2 separate regions of the Homo sapiens genome follow, and region 2 is linked to region 1. A link is an interaction called in ENCODE POLR2A ChIA-PET data of the cell type or tissue named here. Cell type or tissue: OCI-LY7. All regions are shown on one strand. Each heading gives the region's core, and the rest is flanking DNA. Links, peaks and the distances in the headings are about the cores only. Region 1 overlaps TSC22D3 (TSC22 domain family member 3). Region 2 has its middle 38 kb from the start of PRPS1.

Region 1 (15,148 bases), core at 6,090-10,089:
CCAGCTCTGCCTGGTGTCAGGGAGTTGGCTATCACCTGGTCAAACTAGAGGGAGCTCCAGGGCTGAGGTTTTTCCAGAATTTTACAAGGGCAAAAAGGAGTGGTGATGAGGGGCAAGGGCTTCCCTCGCCAGCTCTAGTGTCAGTATTGTTTCTGCTGCCAGGGCTGCCTAGTTCACAGGCAGAGAAGGCCACTGCCAGCAGAAAGTAGCAGAAAATGGTCAAAGAAAGCTCCTCCAGCGTCCTGCCCTTCTGCCTGGAATTTCTCCCACTAGACTCATTCCTTTGGGTTCGCAGCAGGCTCTTGGTAAAAAGAAATTACCCCAGGGAAGGAGAATCCATCAACCCCAGCAGCCACAGACTCTTCTGGGGGTTAATTTCTCAGCTATGCCACCGTATAAATGAGGCAGTAGAGCTGGGGGAGGATGCACCCAGGGAGGATGTTTTGATGAGCAAGCAAACGGGGTCTCCCAGGCAGGGAGCACTGAAGATTAACATCCCCAATATGCCCAAGGCAGCCTTGCTGCTCCTCACGACATCTTCATAACAGCTTGCTTTCATTTACCAAGAACAGAAGGAGAAAACAATCTCCTTTGCCCTAAACTCTACTCCTCTTAAAGCTGCCCACTCAGAGGCAGTTTGGTTTCTTGCCAGCGAGTCTTCAATATTTGGCCACATTTGCCTGTCCCCTGAAATCCCAAGGCCACCAGATAACCAGGACCCATTGTGAGGCCCCACCCTAGGCAGCACCCCACCAGTCTATACTTAGCCAGCCTGGGTTGCTTCTCCCAGAAGCCCCTCCCACTATTCTGACCAAGCTGAGGCAGGTCATCACATCCCTTCCCTGAGAAAAACTAAACAATTCCCCTTCTGAGAAAGATTTTCCATTTTAACAGGGCACCTCAAGACTTCAAACCCAAGGGTGACATTAATGGTGAGAATTTCCTTTATCTTAGTGAGTATTTTTAGTCCAGATGGTTTTTGTCCTCCCCCCACTCCCATCATTCCAGCTGTATGGCTGCCACTCACTCAGAGCGTCAGGCCTGCTAGCCCTAAATCCCTCTTTGATATTGGTGCCAGCTGAGACTTGGCCACCCTGCTCCTGGGCTTTATCACCCTCTACTGCTCACTGTGGGTGACCTATTCCCAACTGACCCAGCGCCTTTAGCTAAAGATGGAAACTGACCAAAGTCCTAGCATTAGTGGAGAACCAGGAGCACACACATGGGTGAATTATCCCTTTTGTTTAAGTGGTTGAGCCTTGCTTCCAGGTCATTAGCGGCCACTTACTCAATTAAACTATGTTTGGGTTTCCCAAGTATGTTTGATTTTCACAGGTCTTTTGTGTTTGTAACTGCACAGTTTCTCTCAGACAATGATTGTCCCCAAATTAAAGTGTTAACTAACAGAAGACTAATTCATGAATGTGCCTATAGTTCTCCACGAGGCCATTAGCAAAGTCCTAACACATACATAACCTTTTTTTTTTTTCTTACTAAGCATGTATTTACTGCATTTGTACTGTGTGCCAGGCACCGGTCCAAGCCTTAGGTGTACAGTAGTAAATAAGATAAGCCCCTGCCCTCACAAGGTTTATATTCTAGTCTAGAAAGCCAATCAGTGCTCACTTGAGACCTTGCACGGCCCATTTTCAGTCGTGGTCCTGTCTGACTGTGCCTTCAGTCGTGCTAGAAAGAATAGAGGTCTTACTGATTACTGATTGTTTGTACTATCAAAGTGGTTCTTCGGGTCAAAACGTTGTGCAAATTAGAAGTTCTACATACAGGGAAACATTGCTAGGACCTTCAGGAGAATAATTTAAATATAGACTCCATTTTAACAACAACTTCTCAAACTACCCCCTCCCCATAGCAGTATATGTGAAACCATGAGAACAAACATTGAAACTGGACAGAAGGTTAGAAAGACGAATTTGAAACAGTGTGAAAAGGGCTGTTCACTTGGGGAGCCATTTTGCCAGCGGTGTTTGGGAACCAGAATTTCTATTTATCATAGAGTTTATCACATTCACGTAGCCCTTTTTTTCGCTCTCCAAAGAGCTCAGCTATGCTACCTACAGGGTGTCCATAAAGTCCATAGGTAAATATTTATAAAGTCATCAAAGACATCTTTAATCTGTAAAAAAAAAAAATAAATAAAATGATTTGTTTATGTTTCCAGACATTAGGGTATCCATAAAACATACATACCTTGTGTGGCATTACTCCCATTTCAGGGATGCGGATCTAGCAGCATAGAGAGTTTAGAGGTCTTCCATGAAGTCGCCAGCTGGCTAGTGGCCAAGGTGGAAAAGAACTCTGGCCTTCTGACATATTTTCTTCCCACTTGAACACGTTCGTTTAAAATGGGAACTAAAGTGATGTTTCTTGGGGCATAACTCCCTTCACAAATGCATCAAGGGAGTCCCTCTCAATTTTTCATATCATTGCTGTCTGTCTGAGAGCTCAGTATCAGCTCTGTAGGCCAAACCCATCATTGCAGCAGCCTATTGTTGGAGATAAATCACCCTGTGACATGACAAATGCCTTCTGGGTTATCTCCCAATCGTGCTGAGTCCCCGGTGCCCCAAGATGTCCAAGGAGTATCTGTGAAACTCTCGTCCCCTCAACTGCTGAGCTAGTAACTGTCTATACTTGGCTGTTCCTCGGTTTCCATATTTACTTTAGCTCTTCTGCAACTCTGTCAACAAACTCCATGGTATTATTAGTTTTAGCAAATAACAGGATGTCAGAACTGTTGACCAGGATTCGTTAGTTTGCTGTTAGAGCTCTATCCCTAGGACATAGGGGCTAGTGTTCCTTTTATTTTTTAAGGTGTATGAGCTTTGGCAGGAAGCCTTCTTGGTCAGGCCCACCATGCTCTGGTGTCTATAGGTCTTTAAGGTTGCTCGTGCCACAGAGGCCCCACCCACAGAGACCTGGGCACTTCTGTCTTTGCTTGGTGGTACGAAGACATCTGTAGAGTAGATTAAAAAAAAGAAGATGAAAGAAAGAAAAGAAATCAATGCCAATACTTAGAATTTTCCATTTATGTGCTTTATTTTTGCAATCTTGCTGTGGGCTTTAAAAGAACCCTGTCCTTGGTAAGGTGGCTTCAGTGCTTAACATTCATAATGCCGGCAAGGGCCGGGGATGTTATTTTAGGCTGGCACTAAGAATTTCCAGGTTTTTGACCCTAAATATCTTTTTATTTCAACCCCACCCCCAACACTGAATGTCTCAAGGAGCAAGAGAAGAGGTTAAAAGGGTCACTCTGTTGCTGGCAGGCAACCAGGAAGTCTAGGCCTTGGGGAGAAGCATAGCTTTTGTTTATTTAAGCCCAAACCTAGCAAACAATGTAAATTAAACATAAAAATAAAATAAAATAAAATAAGGCCAAAAGACAGTCTGGATGCATACCACAGACAACAGTAAATTCCCCTCCTACTCCCCCTTGGAGAGGGGAGTCAGCGAGCAGGGGAGATGGCCTTGTTGCCAGGGAGGGGCTCACAAGCAATGGAATGGGGTGAGGATGGTAGGCAGGGGTGAGTTCCAGGCTTGGATCAGGGTGGGGACAGGCATGTTTGCAGAGATCCTGGCAAGTCTTTATAGTCAGCCCCAGCAGGTTTTTGAGGGGGGAATGAGTCACACCCCTTCAGCTCACCTGGGAATTGACCCAGGTTTGACCGGGCAGTGACAGCCACAAGGCTGGAGAAGAGCTGGTTCCTGTAGAAGGGAGGTTGGGCCGGTTCATTGACCAAACTGTGCTGTTAGAGAAAAACCAGTCCCTTCCCCTTCTCTATGCTGGGTTCTCTCTTTCCCACAACGATGCCCACCCCTCCCCCGCCGCATGTCCCTGACCTGCCAGGCTGAGAGTTTCCACTGACCGCTGTGAAGTATCTTAAAAGGCATCCGTTCCTCTTAACAGAGAGGCAAAAATTGCCAAAGATTTGAATATAAATCACAGCATGTTCAGGATCATCTCTCTCATAGTAGATCTCACTCACATTCTGGTCAAACCTTCAGGAGTGAGAGGGAAAGAAAGGGCAGAACAGACAGCAGGCCTAGAATATGCCAAGCCTCGTCCGAATGTGTCACACGAAATGGGTCTCAGTGCCCCTGGCACCATAGGGGCTCTTCAGATAGACCCTTTCTTGGCTCTTACCTTTAGGCCAGCAGTTCCTAAAAGCAATTCCATGGACTGGTGTCAAAAGAGCTGCGTCCAAAACACCTGAGAAATACCCTTCTCCCGCCCCACGCCTATTCCACTAGACATGCTAGGGCTGCAGCCCAGGACGCCTGCATTTTCCACAATCTCCCTTAGGCCCACTGCAGCCCACCATCAAGGTTTACCTGCTGTGTGTCCAATTGTCTGCTGACACTGATTGGCCACTGACTACTCTGTTGAAAGTAATACTATAATTTAGTTCATACTGAAGTATTTGAACTGATAGTGTTGAATATGGCACCTTCCCAGGGCTTTTTGCATTGGAAAAGAAGGCGTTCTCATTCCTCAAAGTATAAATGAAGAACTCCAGGAGAGATCATTGGAATCCAAAGGCATGATTCTCATGGTGGCATTTGTAAGGACCACAGTAGTGGTCTGGAAAACAGCTCTGACTGAGAGGGATTTTTTTTTTCTCACCACCCTTCAGATCACACTTCTCAAGTCACAGAGGGCCTCTATGCCAGGACTGGCTCTAGTTAGAACTGTCCTCAAGAGGAGCCTGTGGGAATCATTTCTTAGGCGTCCATATGATTGATTGTGCACAAATGGTACTTGTTTTTATTTCTCCTTCATTTAAAAGAGCCCATTATAATGCATGATTGATATCTTTGAAAACTGTGCTTCTGGCAGTGCCAGGACTTCCCGTTCCCAGTATGCAGTATGAGGCTTCAAATTGGTTCCCCCGTGTCCATCTGAATACCACCTCAAGCTTCCCCTAAGACCCTGTCACCTGTCACCCTTGCACAGCACACAGCTAGCTCTGGATGTCAGAGAGCGCAGAGGCCATGACTTTTGACATTCTGGCATGGGCTAGAGTGTCCTGCATTGCTATCTTGCTATGTCTTGTGGCCTTACTGTCCCTTTGGGGTCATGGGGAAGGTGACAACATAGGGGAAGGGGGGCGGATGCCCCACTCTGCCTGGCTATCTGTGAATTATTAGACTGTGTGAAAGGCTGGAGAGGGTGTTTGCACAAATGCACGTGCTTCCATGCTACTCTTTCTTCCGAGAAGTTGTGTGTATTCCTTGTCAGTGATTCTCAAACCAGGCCAGGAGACCTTCCTTAAGCCCTTCCAACACTCCTTTGAGATCCCTGGTGCTGTTCCCATGGTTGGGGGGCCCTCCCCAGGGAGAAGCTGGCCCTGTTTCTCCTTTTCTTTCTGTTCTGGCAATAGTGTGCCCCCTGCCTCCTCCTGCCACTGCCCCCACCCCAGCTAGGCTGCCTTCTATCCATCCTGGAAGGTGGGAGGCAGCGGTTGGTGATGACTGGAGAGCCAGAGGCCCTTTGCAATCTGCAGAGCCCCTCTTCACATGTGATAGAGTCCCACAACTGAGAATCAAGGAGCTACCTCAAATGAGCTCATGGTGAATAGCTCTGCTGTGAGGTAAGCGAGGGCCCTAGGAGGCTCACAGTGCTTACCCATCACAGCCAAGGAACTAAAGAGCCCAGCATTATTAACCATCCTTTTGTTCCCTAGAGAACCTCTGCCACTTCAAAGATCACCCATTCTATAGCGAGGCCCACAATGGAGGCAGGTGCTCCTGCCCTCTTCACAAGCCCCTCGTCTGCTGCACCCCCATCCCCAACAAGATCCTCCTGGTTGCTGTCTTCCAAGCATTGCCAATAGCCCCCAAGTCCTTCACATGCTACTCAAAGTAACCCTGGCAACTGCCAGAGAAAATGGCTTGGAATTTCGGCTCTTGGAACTGTTCCACAGAGCAGAGTGGATGGAGAGAGGCCTTGCCAGTGTCCCGCTGGCCTGGATAGACTGGTGGAGGGCTGGTGCAGACACATAAATGTGGAGAGTGGCATAGTCTTGCTGCTTTCTTTCTCAGCCCCTGGGAAGGCTGCAGGACACTGGGATTGCCAAAGGGTGGGCTGTGACGAGGGAGCCTGTTTGCCTACCTGAAGATGCTTGTTGGTCTGTAGGAGAGGGCAAGGAACCTTAGCACCTGCCTCTGAAAGAGGTGGGATAAGTATAAGGCTGAGAGGAGCTGGCTAAAGGACAAAGATCGAGAAGTTGGCACGGAGAGGTGAGCCCATGCTAAACAAAGACCACCTTCTTGGAAGAAAGGGACTAGCAACTCAGAAAGCAAATACCTGTGCCTTGTTCCCTTGCTTTACAAAGCCCTGCAGTTAAGGAAGGGAATCAGGGTGAGAGACCTTTCCTGGCACTATCAGCCACAATGTTAAAGGAGTGGTAGATCCCACAGAAACCCTAAGTTTCGTGCTGCTGCATTATCCTATCTAGGTGGGCACCAGTTGAGGGGCAGGGTGGGGAGAAGAAAAGCATGCCTCATTCTGCCCCATGAAATGATGCCCCAGATGGTAGTGGCATGGTCCTTCCCAACCCCAGGCCACCCCCCAACCCAAGCACCCCCAAGCCCGAGGCTTTTTCCTGAAGCAAACATTTCACTAAGGTCTAACCAGTAGGGAGACTTCTGAATTGGCCACAGACCTAGAATATTCTGGAAGGAAGCACAATTTTGGATTTGTACTGCCAATTTACTTTTTTTAATTTCCTTGAAATGTGCCTTGTGCTTTGAATAAGCATACAACTTTGAATTGAACTGATTTGAATTGAATTAAATGATAATGGCAACTAGCATGGGCAGGGGAAAGGAGGACAGTGACTCCATTTACCAAGGTTAGTTTTACCAACCGCCTTTTTCAGGTATATCTATTTCCTGCTTGTAGATGGACAATAGGGAGGGTGGAAAATAAGAGGAGGGCTTGGAAAAATTATGGAGGTAAATTTTCCCAGCTGGAAGGCATAAGGGGAAGGGAGACAAGCATAAATATTGACACAAGGTTCATGAAATTTAAGATCCACTGAGCTAAACTGCATTCCTGGATAAGTCGCCAATAAATACTTCCAGTCCTGCTGACATGGCAGAACAAACCACCCCCCAGCATGGTGAGCCACCAAAGTTAGGGTGATGAAGGTGATTTGACAAGAGCAGTTTTTTACTTCTCTGAGTGAGGGCAGGAGGGGTAGAATGCCTTGTTAAAACAAGGTTTGGTTGCGCCCGTCATCCCTTGTGTCACTCAGAGATTGTTTGTGATGCTCACATGGGACCTTGGACAGGAGGAAGCTGAAAGGCACAATTCATTGCTCCTGCCATCATTCTGTGCCAGAGTTTGCCCCAAATCAATTGCTAGAGCTGCTTTTCCAAGACAGTGTCCATCTCTCCACCAAGATTCTCCTTGGGCTCCCTCCCACTCATCATCGCCTTCTGCATCTGCATCTGCATTCTCCTCCCCATTTTCCTGCCCCTGAAATTCGGAGCTCTGGGCCCTGGCCATGCAGGGCAGTTCACATGATCCACAGAGAACAAGGCACTTTCTCTTTCTCTGTCTTTCCTTCTTGCTTCCCTCCTTCTGGACTTTGGGGATTTTCCATGAAACCAAAGTAACTATGTAAGTGGCAGTGGCCTTCCTGTCTATAGTCTCCCACACTGGAGTGGAACCAGAAGGGAAGAGAGAAGATAAGCGAGAAGCAAGGACAAATTAAACCATGGCATTTCAGCCTCCTTATTCCTCCAGCCTCTTCAGAAAAAGGGACAAGTAAGTAATTAGAACTAGACAGTGCTTCAGATGGAGGGGGCCCGTAGTGGAGGAGTAAGTGGGGAGGGATGTTTTTCAACCATCCCATTAACACTGTGTTAACGCTCTAGTGCTCAATATCCTTTTTGTATTTCCTTTTCCAGCTCCTAACCCAGTGTTTGCTTTGTGGCTTCTCCCGCACCTCTCGCATCATGTCTTTTTCCGCTTCTCCTGACACAGGACCCTGTGTTTTGCTGGCAACATTGCCGAACCTTTGGGTGGAACATTCCCTGTAGAAAATAAGGAAGACTTACCTATAAATAGTTTCCTTCTGGCTGTGTGGTACACAGTGCTTCAAGTGTAACAAAAAGGGAAGTGAGATGTTCCCCCTCATCACCACCCCCAACCTACCGCACCCGCCCTGAATCTGCTGTCCAACGCCATCAGGGCTCTGAGATCCTGCCCGGGGTTATGCTGCCCAGACTTTGCCCAGTCTCTGTTCTACTGTCCCATGGGAACCTGACGTAGGAAGGGCTCTTGTCCTAGAGAGTCCAGTCTGGCTTTTGAAGGGGAAAAGATGAATGGGAAATGCTGAGGCACTTCTTTCAGCTCAAAGGGAATATGCTGGTTTCCAAAGCCTCCTGAAATGAAGGGAATTGGCCCTGTCCTCATTACGCCACCCTCCATCTAGAAGGTCGCCCCTGAGAAAGGTAGGGTCAGCCATGTCTGTTTTGTTACTATGTCCCTTTAAGACTACAGCTGAGAGCCAGCAAAGGGCCTGGCTCCTCAGTGAGGTGCTGTTGCCGTGTTGGCTCTGGGTCCAGCCTACATTGTGAGTTGTGGGATGTCAGAAAGAGAATTTGGCAACATTTATGAATGTTGGGGTAGCTGGGCCATTGAATGCCTAGGCCACTGTTTCCTGTTTGGGGCCCACTTCCACGGGACACAAGGACCCTGAGAGTCTCAATATTGGATCAGATCATGGATAGGTACAGCACAAACTTCCACTCACTGCAAGGTTTGGCATAGCTATTCTGGGTGGAGAAATTTTCTGGTGTGCTGAGGGTTAAGCAGAAAACTCTTTGGGTTCCTCCTCCTTCCCCCACCCCCACCCTTCCTACCCACCCTTATCTCCCCTGCCCTTGTTGTTGGAAAATCTTTTTTCTTTTCTTTTCTTTTTTTTCTTTAGACAGAGTTTCGCTCTTGTTGCCCAAGCTGGAGTGCAATGCCACGATCTCGGCTCACTGCAACCTCCGCCTCGCGGGTTCAAGTGATTCTTCTGCCTCAGCCTCCCGAGTAGCTGGGATTACAGGCATGCGCCACCATGCCCGGCTAATTTTTTGTATTTTTAATAGAAACTGGGTTTCACCATGTTGGCCAGGCTGGTCTCGAACTCCTGACCTCAGGTGATCTGCCCACCGCAGCCTCCTGAAGTGCTGAGATTACAGGCGTGAGCCGCTGCGCCTGGCCAGAAAATCTTTCTACAGAGACATTTAAGTCCATATTCTTCCCTTAGGGAGCCAGTGGACCCTGGGATCCATTCATTCTTTCCTAATGGAGGATCATAAGGTCTCAGGGTGATCACATCTCACTCAGCAGAACCAGAGATGTAGAGAGGATGAGAGCTTGTCTGAGTCTGGGCTGAACCTGGGACCTCCTTTCCAAGTCTTTTTTTTTTTTTTTAACTAAATCTTTGATACGAACTTGTTTTCTTATTGACCTCATTTTCCTAAAAGCTGGAATAGGGGGAAAAAGGAGTTAATTAAGAGTTGCCGGTGAGTGGGGCTCCAGGAACTCAAAGTTTGACTGCATTGTGATTGTGCTGCCAAGACTCCATACTTGATTTGGAATATTGTACACTCTCCTACACGTTCCATTCTGGAAGCCACCCTGTTAGATTAATGTCTCCTATTTCCCAAACAGATAGCTTTCTTTGAGGATTGCTTGGCTGCCTTTTGGAATGATGTGGTTGAGCATGGCCGTCTCATAAAGCTCATTTGGACAGTTGGATATTGTTCCAGTCACCCATTGCAGCTCTCCTCTGCCTCACGTGTCAGAAAAGCCAAGGCTCGCAGAACTCAAAGGCAGTCTCTGGACCTCTCTAATAGTAGGGCTGCTGCTTCTCACCCTTTCTTCTTCCTTACCACTCTCTGGCACCTCCAAACCCCCTACCAACTTCCTCAACTCACTCATTCAAGCCTCTAACCATTCAACAAACCTATTCCCTGCCCCACTGATCAGTGCAGTAGGAACAGATTTGATCTCTGGGTCAGGAAGACCCTGGGCTGCAGTTCTAGCTCTGTAATTTATTACCTTTGCCGCCTTGGGCAAGGTAGCCTCTCAGACCCTTGGTTTCTTCATCTGTAAAATGATAGTGACAGTGCCTAAACCTTGGGGTTGGTGGTGCAGCCAGCACAGTGTCTGCCCATAGCTGATGCTCTATTAATAGTAACTATTATTGTCAGTGAGTCTCAGACTCAATTTGCTTTTATAATTGAAGTATAACTAATGAACAACTCAGACGAGATCAGGTGTGTTCAGGGTGGTATGGCCGTAGACAAATTAATGATCAATTCAAATGCAGCTTTGCTGGGAACCTTAACCCTTTTGCCTTCCCTTCCCATACCACCTGGATTTCTCTGCCTCTGTCTCCACATAAGGGAGTCCCTCTTGAAGGAGCTGTTTTTACTTCTGTCCTGTGCCCTGTTTTCCTGGTGGTGTTTTTCCCCTGCCAGCCCAGCTTATTTCTCTGTCCCCTTTTCTTCTCATCATCTTCCTTGGAATCTTCGGGGGAGGGGAAAGCAATAGTTGAGGAAAAATTAACAAGCCAATGAAAGGTCAGCTCGGAGACTTTCTGAACCAAGAAAACTCTATGTGGTGCAGAGGGCAAATTAATATTAATATATCAGGGAATTCTGATACCAGTTAAGCTCCTGATTTAAGAGGTTTTTTTTTTTAGTGAATGTTCTTGATGACCCATAAGTATAGCCTGCACTTTGTTCTGTCTACTACACATGTCTTAGTGCAAACACCGTGTTCAGAGAGGTTGTGTCTTAAAGTTAACAGAATGTCCTGAGATCATTATTGTCTCCCACCTAAAGTGAGATGAAGAAAAACACCATCCCGGGCTAGTGCAGCAGGTTTACTTAGTTCTATTGGTCAGTACTTTGCAATATAATGGCTCTTGTACACATATTATCACCACTGGAATCCACCAATAGAGCACCACACCATAGCCAAAAATGTTGGCTGTTCAGTGGCATAACTGCCCTGGAAGCCGGGAGGAAATCAAGGCCTTCAGACTGCATTTGGCTGGGGCCTTGGCCAGGGTGTTAGTGCCAGGCACCTGGTTAAGATAAATGTCCTGAAGCAAACAATAATTACCTTCTTTGCTGATAAGAGGCCCCAGTACTTTTCCAATAGCATGATTGCGTTAGGATCTTTCTTTGGACCACAGCCTGTGGAGCACTGATTCATGGGTACTGGCCTTAACTTCATCCAAACTGTTGTATATGTGGTGGAACCCAATGTTCTCCTTTGGTCCTGAGTTGGTGTAAATAATATTCCCGGTTGCATCACCTGTCCCTGCCCCTCTTGCTCCTTCTGGTGGAAATTCTGCTTTTGTCCACCAGGTGGCCTCACTTAGGAAGGAGCAGAAGAAAAGGACCTCAAGTCTCTGGTGCCTTTATTTTTTTTCCCTCAGCTTGAGGCTGAATATAAATAAGATATATTTTAATGGAAACGTGTAACTTTTATTATGGAACAATCACCTCATCTTGTTTATGGTTTGGAGTCTGTTTTTCCTGAAGTACCTCTAATGCTGTGCATGGCTGGGCCCATCACAGGGCAGGTGTTTTCCTGGGATCGTTTATATAAATGTATACCTTTGGTTTGGAGTGTTATTGTCATTCGCTGTTTTAAAGAAAAGTAACAAAGTTGTGTTTTTAAAAAATAGAGACACGGGATCCTGGATAATGTTGAATGTATTTTCTTCAAAGAGTAGAATGTGGAGACTAAAGAGAAAAGGGCTGGCATCTTGTGGTCACTCCAGTGCTCACTCCAATACCCTGTCTCCTCCTCACCTCCTCTGTCACCCACCTAGCTGCTCTCCCATACATGTTCACCCACTCACCTCAGCTCCCGGACACCCTCTCCTCCATACATATGCATCTGTAGATTAGCATGGACCTGTGCATGCATTACATGCATGTCACAGATCTGTACATGTGCCGGTCCACAGACAAGTACTCCCACACCTGAACATTCAGAGGAAGGGGCAAGTGGATGAGTGCTGGGGTTCAGGGCAGGTCGGCAGGCCAGCTGGCTGGTGAGGGGAAAGCTGAGTTGATTAGAGAGTGAATGTGCAGGTGACAAAGTATGTGTGCAGGGGAGAGACTGAGAGGGCAGTGACTGGGAAGAGGGTGAGGCCGTGATGGTGAGGGCGCGTGTCCAGGGAGTATGACATGGGAGAGCATGCAAAGCCATGGGGGCATGCTGGCTGCCACCTGAAGAAGAGCTTTTCAAACTAGCGCTGTTCTTTACTGAATGCCCTCTGCCTCTTGTTAGGGCATTTGTATTTCTTATTTCTCTAGAAATCAGCTCCAGTTTGGTTTTTATCGATCTCCAGAGCCTTCTTTGGAGATGCCAGTTGGTACAAGAAAGTGCTGAACTGTTTACAGTCCCAGCCTAAGGTTCAGGGAGGGGATGTGGTTTAACTGGGCCACAAAGCCCGGTACAGGACTCATTTGCATGGCCCCTGACGCCATGTGACGCAGCCGGCTCCTCCTATATAAAGAAGCAGGAGCCAAAATATCTCCGAGTCTGGGTTGGACTGGCGGCCGTGGAGTTTGTGACATACGAGGTGACACCCCTCGAGTCACTTCCCTTCAACTCCAGCTGGAGCGCCTGCTTGGCTTTGGGTTCGTTCTGCAGCCTTCGCCCCGCTCCTAGCCTCAGGGCCGGACTCCAGCGCAGAGCCCAGCCCAGCGCAGCCTGCCAGCAGCCACCCAGCCGCCCAGCCGCCCAGCCCCGCACGAAACCCGGCCAGAGCTTCCTAGCAGCCCGAGCCATGAACACCGAAATGTATCAGACCCCCATGGAGGTGGCGGTCTACCAGCTGCACAATTTCTCCATCTCCTTCTTCTCTTCTCTGCTTGGAGGGGATGTGGTTTCCGTTAAGCTGGACAACAGGTAACCGCTGGCCCCAGCTCCGGCGCCTCCCGAGCCGGGGCGCCGGCCGGAGCTGGGCTAGGAGCCCGGTCTCTGAGCGAGCTGTGTGCCGCCGGTCCCTGTTCCCCGCGGTGCAGCATCCTGGGAAGGGGCGGGGGGGAGGGGACGCAGGAAGGGGGGGGTCACCGCCGCTCTGGGATCCGTCATCGAAGCGTCCCTGCGGCCGCTGCGCCGTGAAAACCAGCTGCTGCAGCCGCAGAGGCAGCCGGAGGCAGAGGGGCGGCGGGCAGGACCAGACAGGGCTGGGCAGGGGGCTGGCCGAGCGCCGTGCGCCGCTTGGGAGAAGGCCGGAAGCTTACCAGCCGAGAAGGAATTCCTAGCTAGCTTCAGAGCCGGGTAGGTTTGCCTGGGACCTTGTAGGCCGGCTGTGGGGGACTCCCCGGGTCGCACAGCCCCATTGTTTGCATATTGCCCGAGCAGGCCACGGTGGCCTGCGCGCCCCAGGACTCGCAAGCAGCTCCGATCGGTTGGAACTCGGGGCGGCGGCAGCAGCGCTGAGCCGGCCTGGATGAGGAGATGCAGCTTCCTGCAGGGGCCAAGGAAGGATCTGGGGACAAACTGTCCGGAACTCTGGGCCAGGGAGGCGAGAAGGAGAGAGAGAGGAAGAGCCGAGGCAGATGGAGGACTTTGGCCACAACTGCCATGTACTCAAGAGTAGAACCGAGTGGGTAATGGGTCGCTTTGCTTTTTGTCTTGGCAGTGCCTCCGGAGCCAGCGTGGTGGCCATAGACAACAAGATCGAACAGGCCATGGTGAGTGGCATCACTGCGTCATTCTCATCCCCTGACTTAGCTGCTGCTTATGTAACTCTGGGCAGGATTGAGGGAATGGGTGAAAAAGCCCTTAGCCAAAACCCTGAGGAAGCCGACAGCCTGCCTCCTATCCGCACTGGAGGTGGAGTCTGATTAGAGTGGCACCTTTTAGGGCATTTCCAGTCTTCCCTTCCTGGGCTCCCTCCTTTCTTCCTCCCTCCTCCATCTCAGGTCTTTGCCGCAGGCTCTGACTCTCTCCTGGGCCTGTTGTTGGGCAGGGAGCTCAGACTCTTGCATTTGTGTGCATCGTGCAGCTGGCAAGGGGCTGAGCTCATTGGATGCAACAGCACTGCAGTGCCTCTGCAGAGCCTGGACTGGGGTCAGGAGTTGGGTGGAAACAGGAAGCGAAGCACCCCACCCCTGTCCCTCTCCTTACCAGGTAGAGGTCATACTCCAAGGAGCAGCCACAATGGCTGCAGAGGGTTAGGGCTTCAGCGGTTGGGAGCCACTTAATTGTGCCCTGGAGCTTAAGGACACCTTCCCTGCCCCCAGTGCAGTCATCAAATTCAGAGAGGATGCGGCAGTTCTGTACCTTTCCCCAAGGCCAATGTCCTGTGTGCTAACTGGCCGGCTGCAGGACAGCTGCAATTCAATGTGCTGGGTCATATGGAGGGGAGGAGACTCTAAAATAGCCAATTTTATTCTCTTGGTTAAGATTTGTACAGCAGACAAACAGTATGGGATGCATTGCAGGTCTACCCTTCCCCCAGATCTGGATCGGCAGCAGTAGGGGCTTATGTAAAAAGGGGGACATAGCAAACCACTGGCAAACAGCAGAAGTGTCACCCCAAAGGCCCCTCAGCAGCCAGCTTTGAAAGTCATTAGAAACTTGCAGGGGAGAACCTATCTAGTTCAAAGCTGGGCTCTCAACTCCAGCATAAGCCAAATCATGTAGCTCTCCTGAATGAGGGTTTAAGTGCTTCAGAGAAAGGTGAACGAGGAATTGGACTTGCCAGACCAGTTCACTGAGGGAAGGCTGGAGGGCCCTGGCATTAAGGACAGCACAGGCACACCAATGACAGAGCAAAGGTGCTGCAGAGGGGCCACGATGGCTAAGGAATGGCTTTGTTATGATTCCCTCATTGGCAGGATCTGGTGAAGAATCATCTGATGTATGCTGTGAGAGAGGAGGTGGAGATCCTGAAGGAGCAGATCCGAGAGCTGGTGGAGAAGAACTCCCAGCTAGAGCGTGAGAACACCCTGTTGAAGACCCTGGCAAGCCCAGAGCAGCTGGAGAAGTTCCAGTCCTGTCTGAGCCCTGAAGAGCCAGCTCCCGAATCCCCACAAGTGCCCGAGGCCCCTGGTGGTTCTGCGGTGTAAGTGGCTCTGTCCTCAG
Region 2 (15,148 bases), core at 7,259-11,258, 56 kb after region 1:
TCCATGGACCTCTTTTTCCGATCAGAGGGATCCTTAGTCCTGGGGGACCATTTGGCAGAAGGTCCTTTAACTCAGTCCTGGCCCCTGAGTACACCCCGTTGTCTGAGCACTGCAGGCTCCCAGGCTGGTTGCTAGGTGCAGGGCTCAAACAATGTAGTGTGACAGTTCCGCAGCCCACCTCAGGGGCCTCCCCAAGCCACAAGGGTGTGGTTTGCAGTCTGGGTACATTCTGTACCCTCACTCTGGGGGCGGGTTTGTGGTTCCAAGTGCTGTGCAGCCGAGCCCCGCCCATGCCTTTCCTCTCCAGCTACAAAAACAAGCTTGACACCAAGAGGGGAGGAATTGAGAAAATAAAAAATAATAATAAAAAAAAGGCTGTTACTGTACAGCTGGTCCCTGGAGACTCCAAGGTGGCCCCGCCCCTTCCCCTTCCTCTGAAGGTTTCCCATGGGTGGAAGGCCAACAGTGTCACTGGATGTCTACTGCTGGTTCTTTCCTTCCCTTCCCATGCATTTGAATGGCTGCCTGAGCCACAGAGCAACAACCTAGAGGAGATGCCAAGCAGTGCTCTCTAGGGACTTGCTGCCACTGTCTTCCCTAGAGCCCCTGAAACAGGGCTTTCCTTTCTCTGCCAGCACTAGGCATCTCCACATTCCTCTGGCCATTGCTCTGACTGCTAGGTTCTCGGGCCTCTGCACCTTCATCGTTATTATTAGCATCGTTATATCAGCTACCACTGATTGAGGGCCTGTACGGTACTGGGTGCTTCCACCCTTTCACCATTTAATAATCACTTCATGAGGTAATCCTAGCTGATGCTTATCTCACACTTACTATTGTAAGTGCTTTGCACATCTCATTTAATCCTCAACAGTTTTGAGATGGGTCCCTGTACTGTTTTACAGCCAAGGAAACTGAAGCACAGAGAGGTTAAACACTGTGGCCAAGGTCATACTCTACTAAGTGGGAGAATCAGGATTTGAACCCAAGTCCGCTACACTTGAATCGATGATCTTTCTGCTGGACTGCCTCCATTTCCCCCCAGACAATCCTGAAAACTGGATACCTTCTATCAGTTTTTTCACTGGAGAATAGGCTAGCTAACTTGGACCTCAGAGGAGAGGACAGCTCCCTGGAGAATCTGGAAGAGGCAGGAGCGAAATTTGCTCAGTTGCAGGGATTCCCCAGGACTCCCTGGGAGTCAGGCCACACCCAGTTGCTTCTGCTGGGCTGGCGGTCTGTCTGCTCTGGAGTGGGGTGGGGTGGTGAGGTGCACACCACACACACACACACACACGCACGCACGCACGCACGCACACACGGAGGGAGGGGGGAAAGGGAGATGGGGTAGGTGAGGAAACTCACCGTCCCAGAGCTCTCTTGCCCCCTCTTCAGGCAATAAGCTCTCACTGCTGTTCCTGTCCAGGTGACCAATTTTTGCCATAGGAGGCCCTATTTTTAGACCTCAAAACCCACCACCAATGTCTGGGCTGCAAGCTCAGTGGACCAGGCTGCTGCACGGGCTGTTTTGTTTTTGTTTTCGTGGTGTTTTAAAATTTTTTACCATTTGAATCTCTTTTTTTTTTTTTTGAGATGGAGTCTCTTTCTGTCACCAGGCTGCAGTGCAGTGGCACGATCTTGGCTCACTGCAACCTCCACCTCCTGGGTTCAAGTGATTCTCCTGCCTGCCTCAGCCTCCCAAGCAGCTGGGACTACAGGCGCATGCCACCATGCCTAGCTTTTTTTTTTTTTTTTTTTTTTTTTGAGACAGAGTCTCACTCTGTTGCCCAGGCTGGAGTGCAGTGGCACGACTTCAGCTCACTGCAAGCTCCCCCTCCCAGGTTCATGCCATTCTCCTGCCTCAGCCTCCCAACTAGCTGGGACTACAGGCACCCGCCACCACGCCCAGCTAATTTTTTTTTTTTTTTTGTATTTTTAGTAGAGACGGGGTTTCACCGTGTTAGCCAGGATGGTCTTGATCTCCTGACCTCATGATCCGCCCCCCTCAGCCTCCCAAAGTGCTGGGATAACAGGCGTGAGCCACCGCGCCCAGCCTAAAAATTTTTGCCATTTGAATCATTTTTAAGTGCATAATTCAGTGACAATAAGTACATTTACATTATTCTGCAACAATTACCACTCTCCACCTCCAGAACTCTTTTCATGTTGCAAAACTCCATACCCATTAAACAATAATCCCCCCCACAAACCCGCCCCCAGAGTGAGGGTAGAGAATATACCCATTCTCCCCTCCCCCTAGCCCCTAGTAATCACCATTCTATGTTCTGTCTCTTATGAATTTGACTATTCTAGGTCCCTAATATAAGCAGAATCATGCAATATTTGTCCTTTTGTGTCTGGCTTATTCAGTTAGCATAATCTTCATGTTGTAGCATGTGCCAGAGTTTCTTTCCTTTTAAGGCTGAGTAATTGTCTACTGTATGGATATACCACATTTTGTTTATCCATTCATCCATTGATAGACACTTAAGGGTTGTTTCTACCTTTGGACTATTGTGAAGAATGCTGCTGTAAACACATTGGTGTACAAGTATCTGTCCGAGCCTCTGCTTTCAATTCTTTGGGGTATATACCTAGGAGTGGCTGTTGGGGCCGTTTGCCCATTCCCGAGGCAGCCTAGTGGTCTGGCCCCCCTCAGAAGAAAGTTGCCTTCCCAGCTTTCTGCCCCAGCTCTGCTTTGTCTCTGTGCACACAACAGCACCTCTTGGAAAAGCACCTTCTTTCACCCCACCCTACCCCCCGACCCCGTCACCAATGAGTCCCAGCACCAACTGAGTGGTGACTGGTGACTGGTGAGCCTCTCTGGGCTTCCTGTTCTATTTTTCTACCCAGTGTACTTATGGTCACATTCCCTCCCCTTGAAGACCATGTCAGTCTCTGGTTGCCCTCTTGTCAGCTCCCCAAGAGCCAGGACCACAGCCGCAATGGACTTTTAAAAGTGGGAGACAGGGCCGGGCGCTGTGGCTCACGCCTGTAATCCTAGCACTTTGGGAGGCCGAGGCGAGCTGATCACCTGAAGTCAGGAGTTTGAGACCAGCCTGGCCAACATGGTGAAACTCCATCTCTACTAAATATACAAAAATTAGCTGGGCGTGGTGGCGTGTGCCTATAATCACAGCTACCTGGGAGGCTGAGGCAGGAGAATCACTGGAACGTGGGAGGCAGAGGCTGCAGTGAGCCAAGATCATGCCACTGCACTCCAGCCTGGATGACAGAGCAAGACTCCATCTCAAAAAACAAACAAACAAAAAACTGGGAGACAGTGTGGTACAGCAGTTAAGGGCAGGGGCTCTGGAGCCAGACTGCAAGGGTTTGAATGCTGCCTTGTCTAACACCAGGCAAGCTACTTGACCTTGCCATGCCTGTGTCTCCATCTGTAAAATGGGGATAATAATAATATTTATCTCAAGTGGTTATTAGGAATTAACTGATATACACAAAGCCATCAATGCAGTACCTGGTACATAGTAACGGCTAAATAGCCAGACACAGGCACAGTGGCTCATTCCTGTAATCCCAGCACTTTGGGAGGCCGAGGCAGGTGGATCACTTGAGGTCAGGAGTTCAAGACCAGCCTGGCCAACATGGTGAAACCCTGTCTCTACTAAAAATACAAAAATTAGCCGGGCGTGGTGCTGCGCACCTGTAATCCCAGCTACTCGGGTGGCTGAGGCAGGAGAATCACTTGAACCCAGGAGGCGGAGGCTGCAGTGAGCCCAGATCGCGCCACTGCACTCTAGCCTGGGTGACAGAGCAAGACCTTGTCTCAAAAAATTAATAGCCTAAATAAATGGCAGCTGTTATTTGTTAAGTCCTCTTTCCCTTGCTGCTTCTTTGACAAAAAACATGAGGTAGATAGTGGGAGCCACCTCAGCATGTTTTTCAGGGAGGATTGCTGATGAATTTGCAGACTTCCCTCCCCACTACCCCCCTTCTCCCTGTTGATAGTCTTCTTGGGTCATTGCCCCTCCACCTGTGTGAAATGCTTTTATGAAGTTAGTGTAAACAATATAAAGAATACAATGTTTGTTTTCTTCACTCTGCAGCTCCACACATTGTAGTGATCGTGTGCTCATTACCTGGAGGTCCTGTTGTGCTCCCACTCAGGCCAAATATGGTTCAAGAAGGCTGCCAACACCAGCTGGCTTTGAGAAGCCTGTCTTTCCCTTCAGGAACTTGCTAAGTTCAGAAGGGATACATTGTTTATATCTTTCAGGGTGGGAAAGAAGAAGCCAGGCTCAGTGTATTTCTTTCTTATCAGTAAAGATAGCCATATCTAGTTTGTCCTGTTGGTTAAAGTACCATATTAATAGGGTCTATTAATAGGGTCAAGTTCATCACTTCAGTCTACTGGGCCATTCTCCAAACGTTGATTGGGCACCTGTTACAAACCAAGCACTGTGGCATACAGAGATAAACAAAATAAGATAGCTGTCCTCGAGGCACCCAGGCCAAAATAATGCAATTCTCTGAGCACTCTGAGTTTGAAAAAGCCTCCCACTGGCCAGGCGCAGTGGCTCACGCCTGTAATCCCAGCACTTTAGGAGGCCAAGGTGGGTGGATCACCTGAGGTCAGGAGTTCATGACCAGCCTGGGCAACATGGTGAAATCCCATCTGTACTAAAATACAAAAATTAGCTGGGTGTGGTGGCTGGCACCTTTAATCCCAGCTACTCAGGAGGCTGAGGCAGGAGAATCACTTGAACCCGGGAGGTGGAGGTTGCAGTGAGCAGAGATCGCGCCATTGCACTCCAGCCTGGGTGACAAGAGCGAAACGCCATCTCAAAAAAAAAGGAGGAGGAGGAGGGGGAAGGGGGATGGGGGAGGAGGAAGGAGGAAGGAGGAGGAGCAGCCACCTCCCACCACCACGCCACCAATTCTTCCAAGAGGAGTCAGGGAATACTACTTCCCAGAGACAGTTCTGAGCTGACTTTTGTCTTGACTCTTGAAAGAGTAGTTTGTCAGACCAACACCTGGCAGAGAGGATAGGGCACGCCCCCAGGGAACAGGAAGCTTGTGTGCTGAGGGTCAAAACTTCTAGGGTGCTGAGGGAGATGCCAAGGATTGGCTGTAGCTAAAGCATAAGGAGCAAGGCAGGGGTAACATGATGCAAGAAGGCCAGGGAGGCAGGACCCAGAGCATGGGGAAGTCTTTTTCTTTTTATTTCTTTTTTCTTTTTTCTTTTTCTTTCTTTCTTTCTTTCTTTCTTTTTTTTTTTTTTTTTGGAGGCAGAGTCTCTGTAGCCCAGGCTGGAGTGCAGTGGCGCAATCTCAGTTCACTGCAACCTCCACTTCCCAGGTTCAAGCAAGTCTCCTGCTTCAGCCTCCTGAGTAGCTGGGATTACAGGCACGTGCCACCACGCCCGTCTAATTTTTGTATTTTTAGTAGAGATGGGGTTTCGCCATGTTGGCCAGGCTTGTCTCGAACTCCTGACCTGAAGTGATCTGCCTGCTTTGGCCTCCCTAAGTGCTGGGGTTACAGGCATGAGCCACCATGCCTGGCTGGGGAAGTCTTTTTCTATTGTTCTTATTGTTTTCTTTGTTGTGTGACAGTTTGGACTTTATCCTGCAGATTTTCCAGCTGAGCTTCCCAGAGCACTAAAGTTCCACAGAGCTGCCTCTGTGGAACTACCCCAGTAGCTGCTGGTGGTGAGAGTGGAGGCAGGAGGGAGGAGGACAGTGGGCAGATGGGGCTGTAGGATCAACACTCCACTCCAAAAAAACCACAATTACTTTTGCACCAGCCTAATAGAATAGCTCCACTTTTACCTATGTCAAAAGGGTTTTTTTTTAAAAAAAAAACAAAAACAAAAACTTTTTTTGAGACAAGATCTCGCTCTGTCACCCAAGCTGGAGTGCAGTGGCACCATCACGGCTCACTGCAGCCTTGACCTCCTGAACCCAAGCAATCCTCCCACCTCAGCCTCATGAGTAGCTGGGACTATAGGCATGTACCACCATGCCCGGCTACTTTTTAAAAAAAATTTTTTACAGGTGGAATCTCCCTATGTTTCCCACGCTGCTCTCAAAGCAACCCTCCTGCCTCAGCCTCCAAAAGTGCTGGGATTACAGGCATGAGCCACTGAACCCATCCTTTTTATTTATTTATTTATTTATTTATTTATTTATTTATTTTTATTTTTTTTCAAGACGGAGTCTCGCTCTGTCGCCCAGGCTGGAGTGCAGTGGCGCGATCTCTGCTTACTGCAAACACCACCTCCTGGGTTCACGCCATTCTCTTGCCTCAGCCTCCCAAGTAGCTGGGAACACAGGTGCCTGCCACGACGCCCGGCCAATTTTTTTGTGTTTTTAGTAGAGACGGGGTTTCACTGTGTTAGCCAGGATGGTCTTGATCTCCTGACCTCGTGATCTGCCCGCCTCAGCCTCCCAAAGTGCTGGGATTACAGGCATGAGCCACCATGCCTGGCCTGAACCCAGCCTTTTTAAACTTTTTAAAACGTCCTATTGTTTCAAAAAATCACCACCCACACACGTTTTAAAAATTTATATTGTGGACAATGGGCATATGTTAAAGAATTTGGAGTAGGGGAGTTGATATATTTGACTTAAATATGTATCTGACTGTTATATGGAGAATGAATTATAAGAGGGCATGATTGAAGGCAGAAACCAATGAGAAGTCCAGGAAAGAAAATGAGGTGGCTTAGACTGGGGTGAAAGCTATGGAAGTGGTGAGAAGTGATGGGAATAAGCCTATGTTGAAGTAGAATTGGCAGGATGCAGTGATGGATTGGGGTGCAGGAGGTAAGGAGAAGATGTCAAGGATGACTTCTAGGTTTACTGCTTAAGGCCACTTGTTGAGTGTCATTTCCTAAGGTGGGGAAGTCTGATTTGGGCAAAACTTGAGTTCAGTTTTGGCTAGATTTTTTTGGGATATCAGTGAGACATCCAAGTGGAAATGTCATGTAAGTGGTTGGCTGTATGAGTCTGGAGTTGAGAGAAGAGGTGTGGAGTGGTGCTGGGAATCGGGATTCATCATCAATGAAACTGAATGAGGTTGCCTGAGGACTGAGTGCAGGTAGAGAAGAAGAGGGAATCTGGGGACTAAGTCCTGGGACATTGCAATGTTTAGAGAGCTGAATGATTAGAAGGGCTTGGCAAAGGAGAGTGAGGAACAGCAGCCAGTGAGGTAGGAAATCCAGGAAAGTGTGAAGGAGTTCCAAAAGCCCAGTGAGAAAAGAGTTTCAAGAAGGACTGAGTGATCAGTGGAACAAATGGTGCTAAGAAGCATAGTGATAGACAATTGACCATTGGGATTGGTAAACTGGAGGAAATCAGGGACCTTGACAAGAACAGCTTTTGTGAAGTGATAGGGATGGAAGCTAGATTGGAATGGGTTGAAAATGAACAGATTAAAAAAGAAGAGTGGCCAGGTGTGGTGGCTCATGTCTATAATCCTGGTGCTTTGGGAGGCCAAGGTGAGAGGATCACTTGAGGCCAGGAGTTCAAAACCAACCTGGGCAATATAGCGAGACCCCTAGTCTCTACAAAAAAAAATAAAATAAAAATTAGCCAGGTGTGGTGGCTCATGCCTGGGTCCAGCTACACAAGAGGCGGAGGCAAAAAAAAAAAAAAAAGTAAATGGGAAGTAAAACATTGAAGCCATGCGTGTAGACAATTATTTTAAGAGTTGTGTCTTGTTTTAGGAGGGTGGAAATAAGTTCAGTTTGAGGCAGGTTGAATCTGAGATACCTATAAGACGTCCAGACAGAGTGTCCAGTTAGGCAGATAGATATACAGCCCTGAAGCACAGGAGAAAAATAGGGCCTTTGTAGATACAGATTGGCAAGTCAGTCATTCAATAGGTAATCACTGAAGCTCTGGGATCTGATGAGTTGGAAGGAAGACAGTTATGGTGGTGAATAAAGATACACAGCCAAGTGCAGTGGCTCATTCCTGTAATCCCAGCACTTTTGAGGCCAAGGCTGGAGGACTGCTTGAGGCAAAGACTTCCAGACCAGCCTGGGAAACATAGGGAAACTCCACCTCTATAAAAAATAAAAAATCTAGCCTGGTGTGGTGGTGCATGCCTGTAGTCCCAGCTACTTGGGAGGCTGAGGTGAGAGGATTGCTTGGGCCTGGGAGGTCAATGAACAGTGAGCCGTGATCATACTACTGCACTTCAGCTTGGGTGACAGAGCGAGACCTCATCTCAAAAAAAAAAAAAAAAAATACAGAGAATTGGGTGGAGCAAGTTAAAAGTTGAGGAAATTCCTGGCTGATGACCTGATAGGAGCTAGTTAGATTTATTCTATCCTAAAGACTTAAAGCCGGTCCATGAAAGGCAGGTGGGAAGACTTTTTGAGACCCAAGGCTGTGAGGGAATTAAGAGCTTTATGGTGAAGATGAGTCTGAATGTGGCCTAATTATTGACACTTTATGATCTGGAATCCAATTGTGTGAATGAGGTCATCACTGTATCAAGATACAAAATTAATCACTCAAGTTTTAAAAGAAAATGTAGGGCCAGGTGTAGTGGTTGCACACCTGTAATCCCAGCACTTTGGGAGGCCAAGGTGGGCAGATTGCTTGAGCTCAGGAGCTGGACACCAGCTTAGGCAACATGGCAAAACCCTGTCTCTACAAAAAATACAAAAATTAGCTGGGCATGGTGGCATGCACCTGTAGTCTCAGCTACTTGGGAGGCTGAGGGGGGCGGATCACTTGGGCCCAGGAGATCGAAGCTGCCAACATCACCATTGTACTCCAGCTTGGGTGACAGACCCTGTATTTAAAAAAAAATGTGCATTATAACACCATTTGTATAAAATTTTTAAAACCTCAGAAATTGGGCCAGGAGTGGTGGCTCACGCCTGTAACCCCAGCACTTTGGGAGGCCAAAGCGGGTGGATCATTTGAAGCCAGGGGTTTGAGACTAGCCTGGTCAACATAGCCAAACTATCTTTAGTAAAAATACAACAATTAGCTGGGTGTGGTGGTGCACTCCTGTAGTCCCAGCTACCCTGGAGGCTGAGGCACAAGAATCGCTTGAACCCAGGAGGTGGAGGTTGCAGTGAGCTGAGATCACATCACTGCACTCCAGCCTGAGTGACAGAGTGAGACCTTGTCTCAAAAAACAAAAACAAAACAGAAATAATGGATGCCAAAAAAATCTCAGAAATCAATATTATATTTATGGATATATACTATGTAGTAAAGGTATGAAACCATACCATAGGAAGGACCCTCACCAACTACCAACTTGAGGATAATGGTTGCCAATGGGGAGGGTAAAAGGGGAATGGATGGGGAGAATGCTAATCGTGTTTGCAATGTTTTCTTTCTTCTTTTTTTAAAAAAGGATCTAGGTCAAGACCAGCCTGGCCAACATGATGAAAGCTCGTCTCTACTAAAAATACACACACACACAAAAAACAAAAACAAAAAACTAGCCACGCGTGGTGGTGGGCGCCTGTAATCCCAGCTACCCGGGAGGCTGAGGCAGAGAATTGCTTGAACCTGGGAGGCGGAGATTGCAGTGAGCTGAGATCGCGCCATTGCACTCCAGCCTGGGCGACACAGCGAGACTCTGTCTCCAAAAAAAAAAAAAAAAAAAAAAGATCTAGGGTAAATATGACAAAAAGTGAACATCTGTTAAATCTGGGTTGTGACTTCATAAAGTGCTTATTATGATGGTGCCAACCTCACTGGGATGTTGTGAAGAATGAGATAATCAATCTAAAGTGCTTTGAACAGGCCGGGCATGGTGGCTCACGCCTGTAATCCCAGCACTGTAATGGTCTCAAAATAAGTAAATAAGTGCTTTGAACAGGACTGGTACATATAGACCCAGTAAGTATGAATCATTAGAATCAGCTGTTATTGTTTCTATACTTTGTTTCAAGGGTTTCTGAATCAAACATATTTAAAACCAAAAATAGCAACTCCATGTAAAAAGGCCACTATTAACTGCTGAGCACGTTCAGCTCAGATAGGACTATCAGGAAAACAGTAAAATGACATTTATTACGAGTCACTTGATCTAACTGCAGTGAGAAATGGACAATGCTGCAGAGGCATCAAAAGGAAATGCAGGCGGGGCACCATGGCTCACACCTGTAGTCCCAGATATTCTGGAGGCTGAGGTGGGAGAATTGCTAGAGCCCAGGAGGTTAAGGCTATAGTGTGCTATGACCACAACTGTGAACAGCCACTGCACTGCAGCTTGGACAACATAGAGACAACCCTCTTAGTTTTAGTTTTTTTTGTTTTGTTTTGTTTTGTTTTTTAAAAAAAAAGGCCAGGCATGATGGGTCACGCCTGTAATTTCAGCACTTTGGGAGGCCGGGGCCAGTGGATCACTTGAGGCCAGGAGTACGAGACCAGCCTGGGCAACATGGTGAAACCCGGTCTCTACTAAAAATACAAAAATTAGCCCGGCATGGTGGCGCATGCCTGTAATCCCAGCTACTTGGGAGACTGAGGGAGGAGAACTGGTTGAATCTGGGAGGTGGAGGTTGCAATGAGCTGAGATTGTGCCATCGCACTCCAGCCTGGGCGACAGAGCTATACTCCATCTCAAAAAAGAAAAAAAAAGCATGGTCCAGGGAACAGACAGGACTTGCTTGATGTTGCCTAGCCACTCAGTGGCAGGTGGGGGAACAGACAGAACTTGCGTGCCCTAATTTTTCTGTAGGGCCTTCATGCTTTTTTCACGACCACTCTGCCTTCCTGGCCCTTCAGACTCTAAGCTCTTCACCTTGGAAACAAGGTTAGCTGCCCTGGGATGCTGCTCCCTTCAAAAGAATTCATCTCCTCTATGCAATACATCATCTCATCAGCCTCCACAGGAGTTTTTTTTTTTTGAGACGGAGTCTCACTCTCACCCAGGCTGGAGTGCAGTGGCGTGATCTCAGCTCACTGCAAACTCTGCCTCCCAGGTTCAAGCAATTCTCCTGCCTCAGCCTCCTGAGTAGTTGGGATTACAGGTGTGCACCACCATGCCTGGCTAATTTTTGTATTTTCAGTAGAGATGGGGTTTCACCATGTTGGCCAGGCTGGTCTCCAACTCTTGGCCTCAAGTTGATCCACCCGCCTTGGCCTCCCAAAGTGTAGGGATTACAGGCGTGAGCCATCACGCCTGGCCCCTGGAGTTTTGCCCAGGTTGGTCCAGAGAGGTAGCCTTCTTTTATGATGGCTCTGCTCTAGCAGCATGCATTACTGAACCTTGGAAAGACAGAGAACAGTCCTAATATGTAGCCAAGGGCCTGAGTTTTCAGTCCTAGAATGATCAAAGCAAGCATCTGATGGCTACACATGATGCATATGGAGGTGAGGATGTGGGCCGGGGGGTGGGGGGTGGGGGCATTGCAAGCAGTAGCGGACCTGCAAGGCCCAAGAGCAATGAGGGGCCAGATAGGACAAAAGGTTGAAGGGGAGAGTAGTTGCCAGACAGGCCAGCGGGGAGCACCAGGAAGCCGCTGAGAGGATACGATGGGGGTTAAGAGAGGGTGGGTGGAGACTGAAGGTAGTGAGCTGCTGAGCCAGGCAGTTATTTAATTACTCCAACTTTGCCTTTTTTCAGAAGTGATTTCAGGTAGCTTGCCAGGGCACACAAGGTATGTCAAGGCAGCATAAATTAAAGATAGAAAAGCAGGGGAGGGTGGACACAAAATACGGCCAAGCATCAGGCTACAGATACATACCATAAAAACCTCTGCTCCCACAAAGGGTGGGCCAAAAAGTTGGCTCTAACTAAAGCTTTCTAGCAGCCAACAGGGAAGGGGAAACCTTGTTGTTATACAATTCACAATGTCCAGGAGATAAAAACAAACGAATCGCTCAGAAGGGCAAGTGTTTTCAGTACTAAGATCAGACAGGAATTCCTCCCGGGGGTCCTCAGAGACGATACTGTGGGATACAATGAACAACATCCTTGACAACATCCTTTCAATAGCGGTAGCAACAAGTTTCAAAGGGCTGTTTTTCATAAGGACCCTCAGGATCAACTGCCTGTATCCCACCGCAGCCAGGCAATTAGGAGCTAAAAATAGCATGTGAAGATACAGAGCAGTGTGTCTAGTATGTTCACATTGGAGGGAAATGAGAGGGTTATATATAGGTATGCATATGCATGGAACTCCTCTGGAAGAATACATTGGTAACAGTGGTTGCCTCTAGGGAGAGGAAGTGGAGGACTGTGCCCTGGGATAGGAGAGAGACTTCCTTTTCATCGTATACAATTTTATACTGCCTGGATTTTTGTTAACCATGGCTTATTTTTTCAATAAAAGCATTGGTTACTAAAATAATAATGGCATTCAGGGATCAGAAGGTCAGCTGGATTTTCTCTCTGAGCCACAGCCAGGCTGAGGATGTCTAAAGTTATCCTTGATGTTTCAGGAAAGAAGGAAAGTAACATTTATTGAGCAACTCCTGGATGCTAAGGGGCTTTCATTGACATGATCTTATTTAATCCACACAATAAGGTGCCTCGTAGACAATCAGCTCAGTTTGCCTGGAGCACACACATGAATTACACTGTTTAGTTTTCTTCCTGCAATTGGCATTTAAAAGAAATGAGCAATTAGGAAGAAAACAAGCAGCTATGGGGAATTAAAGAAAGCAGTTGTCAATGGGAGGGACTACCCATGAACTACCCACTCAGCTCAGCCTCTTCAACTTACTTTTCCCCCATCTCCTTGTCTGGGCTAATGGTGTTCAGACTGACAATCTTATGGTGGCCAGACCTCAGTCAGAAAATCAAGATTCACCCACAGTCAGGGCAGCCCGATCAAAACCAGGATGCACAGGTGAATTTGAATCTCAGAAAAAGAACGTTTTGGTATATGTCCCCAGTGTTGCATAGCTTTGTGACCATCTGGTGGCAGTGAAAATCCCAGCTCTGTACTGGCCTTTTCTGAAACCTGGTGGGAGATTGGAAATACCTTCTTGTAACCTGGCTTCCCACTTGGCCCTTGCTGACATGGGTGGGGTGGGGCCAGTTGGCTTTGTGGTGTTTGGTTATTGTCTAAAGGTTTTATGTCTTGATAGGCTGCCTCTTGCCTGGTCCTTTCCCTAGAGAGAGCCAGATTTTGTTAGGGCTTTTTTTGTGTGTACCCACTGGAGTTTCTGGGTAGCCAGTCTCTCTAGAACCCAGTCTGGGATATGTGAGGCAAAAAGAAAACCCGGGGAACTCACTGCCTCAGGTCCTGAGGTCTCTACTGGATCTGCCTTCTCTCCATCTTTCGGAGTCTTATGGTTCAATATATAATGTCCAGACCTGTTATCTGACATCCTATATTTTTATTTTCTTTAAAAAAAAAATTTTTTTTTGAGACTGAGTCTCACTCTGTTGCCCAGGCTGGTGTGCAGTGGCGTGATCTCAGCTCACTGCAACCTCTGCCTCCCAGGTTCAAGTGATTCTCCTGCCTCAGCCTCCTGAGTAGCTGGGATTATAGGTGTCTGCCACTATGCCCAGCTAATTTTTTTTTTTTGAGACAGAGTTTCGCTCGTTGCCCAGGCTGGAGTGCAATGGCGTGATCTCGGCTCACTGCAACCTCTGCCTCCCAGGTTCAAGCGATTCTCCTGCCTCAGCCTCCCAAGTAGCTGGGATTACAGGGATGCACCACCATGCCCGGCTAATTTCTTTTTTGTATTTTTAGTAGAGACAGGGTTTCTCCACGTTGGTCAGGCTGGTCTCAAACTCCCGATGTTAGGTGATCTGCCCGCCTTGGCCTCCCAAAGTGCTGGGATTACAGGCGTGAGCCACCGCGCCAGGCCCATGCCCAGCTAATTTTTGTATTCTTAGTAGAGACGGGGCTTCACTATGTTGGTTGGCCAGGCTGGTCTCGAACTCCTGACCTCAAGTGATCTGCCTGCCTCAGCCTCCCAAAGTGCTGGGATTACAGGCGTCAGCCACTGCACTCGGCCTTTTTTTTAATTTTTGTTTTTTTGAGATGGAGTCATGCTCTGTCACCCAGGCTGGAGTGCAGTCGTGCGATCTCAGCTCACTGCAACTTCTGCTGCCCAAGTTCAAGTGATTCTCCCGGCTCAGCCTCCTGAGTAGCTGGGATTACAGGCATGTGCCACCATGCCTGGCTAATTTTTGTATTTTTAATAGAGATGGGGTTTCGTCATGTTGGCCAGGCTGGTCTCAAACTCCTGACCTCAATTGATCCGCCCACCTCAGCCTCCCAAAGTGTTGGGATTACAGGCGTGAGCCACCGCGTCTGGCCTGTATTTTTATTTTCTAAATCTGGCAACTCTATCCAGGATCCCTATTACCAGCTGAGGGAGCAAAGAGGATTTGGGAATTTTGGATGAATTTTCGACCACAAAGGGTGGAACAGCAAGAAGCTTCTGCTCAACCCCTATTAACTCAGGAAATCCAGGGTTTTTTTTAGGGAATTAAGCTGACTGGCCAATTTTCTTGCCTATTTATGTTAATCAAAGTTTTGCTGTGCTTCTAGAACCTTGGCAAACTTTCCTTCCCATATATTTGCCAGTGACATTGAGTTTGTGCTAATGAGGCCCTCTGCTGTCTGCAGAGAGAAGGGCAATTTCATAAATCTAGAGGCTGTAGCAAATTTCTCTGCAGAGGAACAAGGTGGATCAGGAGTTCATAAATTACATTCAATTATGAGAGTAGCTGATCCCAAAACTTTGTGGAACTGTAATGCCCTAGATCTGTTTAATTTCAAGATACTGTATCCTCACAGAAATGTGACATAGTTTGAAAATGAAGGTTATGTCAAACTGTATTTGGACATTTGGTGACAAGCTCTCCCAGGAACCCCCAAATTGGGGTACTGGGAGCCATCTCGGGACTTCACTGAGGCAGCCTGGGCATAGCAGTCAGTGGCATTTGCCAAAGGGAAGAAAGGGCTCACAGAGGCCGAGCTAGGATGTGCACCTGTGCTAGCCCAGAGCCCTCCAGGGCCCTTACTCCACCATACTGAGAGGGAAGTAGAATAGTGTTCAAACTATGGGGCCAAGTGAACCTCAACCCGTAGAGAGGGGCTGGCTTTCCCATCATCATTGCTTTCTGCTCCATCCAGGCCTTTGCTGATGGAGTCCTGAGTAGGGGCACAAAGGGAGGCAGAGAGAGGTGGTGGGAGCTGTCACACCGCATACTCCCAGGAAGTACTGAGAAGGACACCACCCAC

The links. Peaks named below come from ENCODE experiments on the same cell type or tissue, not always from the same donor. Only the 100,000 strongest peaks of a DNase experiment are listed, where the experiment ranks them.
Region 2: POLR2A ChIA-PET joins it to region 1 with 5 read pairs; 30 of 35 experiments call an interaction of 5 or more read pairs at or near these places.

Annotation. Positions count from the first base shown.
Region 1 is chrX:107,714,503-107,729,650 of GRCh38, reverse strand. TSC22D3 (TSC22 domain family member 3) reads left to right here. Exons shown (of 3, transcript NM_198057.3): 2 at 13,701-13,752; 3 at 14,902-15,148. The coding sequence ends at 15,132. Among named protein-coding and RNA genes, the nearest start is that of TSC22D3, 54 kb to the left of the region's middle. RefSeq lists enhancers at 3,769-4,270, 7,912-8,071, 12,890-12,969. In OCI-LY7, for the core only: no CTCF peak of the experiment used is centred there; a DNase peak (open chromatin) is centred at 8,180; H3K4me3 peaks cover 1,142 bases; H3K27ac peaks cover 999 bases.
Region 2 is chrX:107,659,296-107,674,443 of GRCh38, reverse strand. No RefSeq gene overlaps it. Among named protein-coding and RNA genes, the nearest start is that of PRPS1, 38 kb to the right of the region's middle. RefSeq lists an enhancer at 303-502 and a silencer at 1,257-1,306. In OCI-LY7, for the core only: no CTCF peak of the experiment used is centred there; no DNase peak of the experiment used is centred there.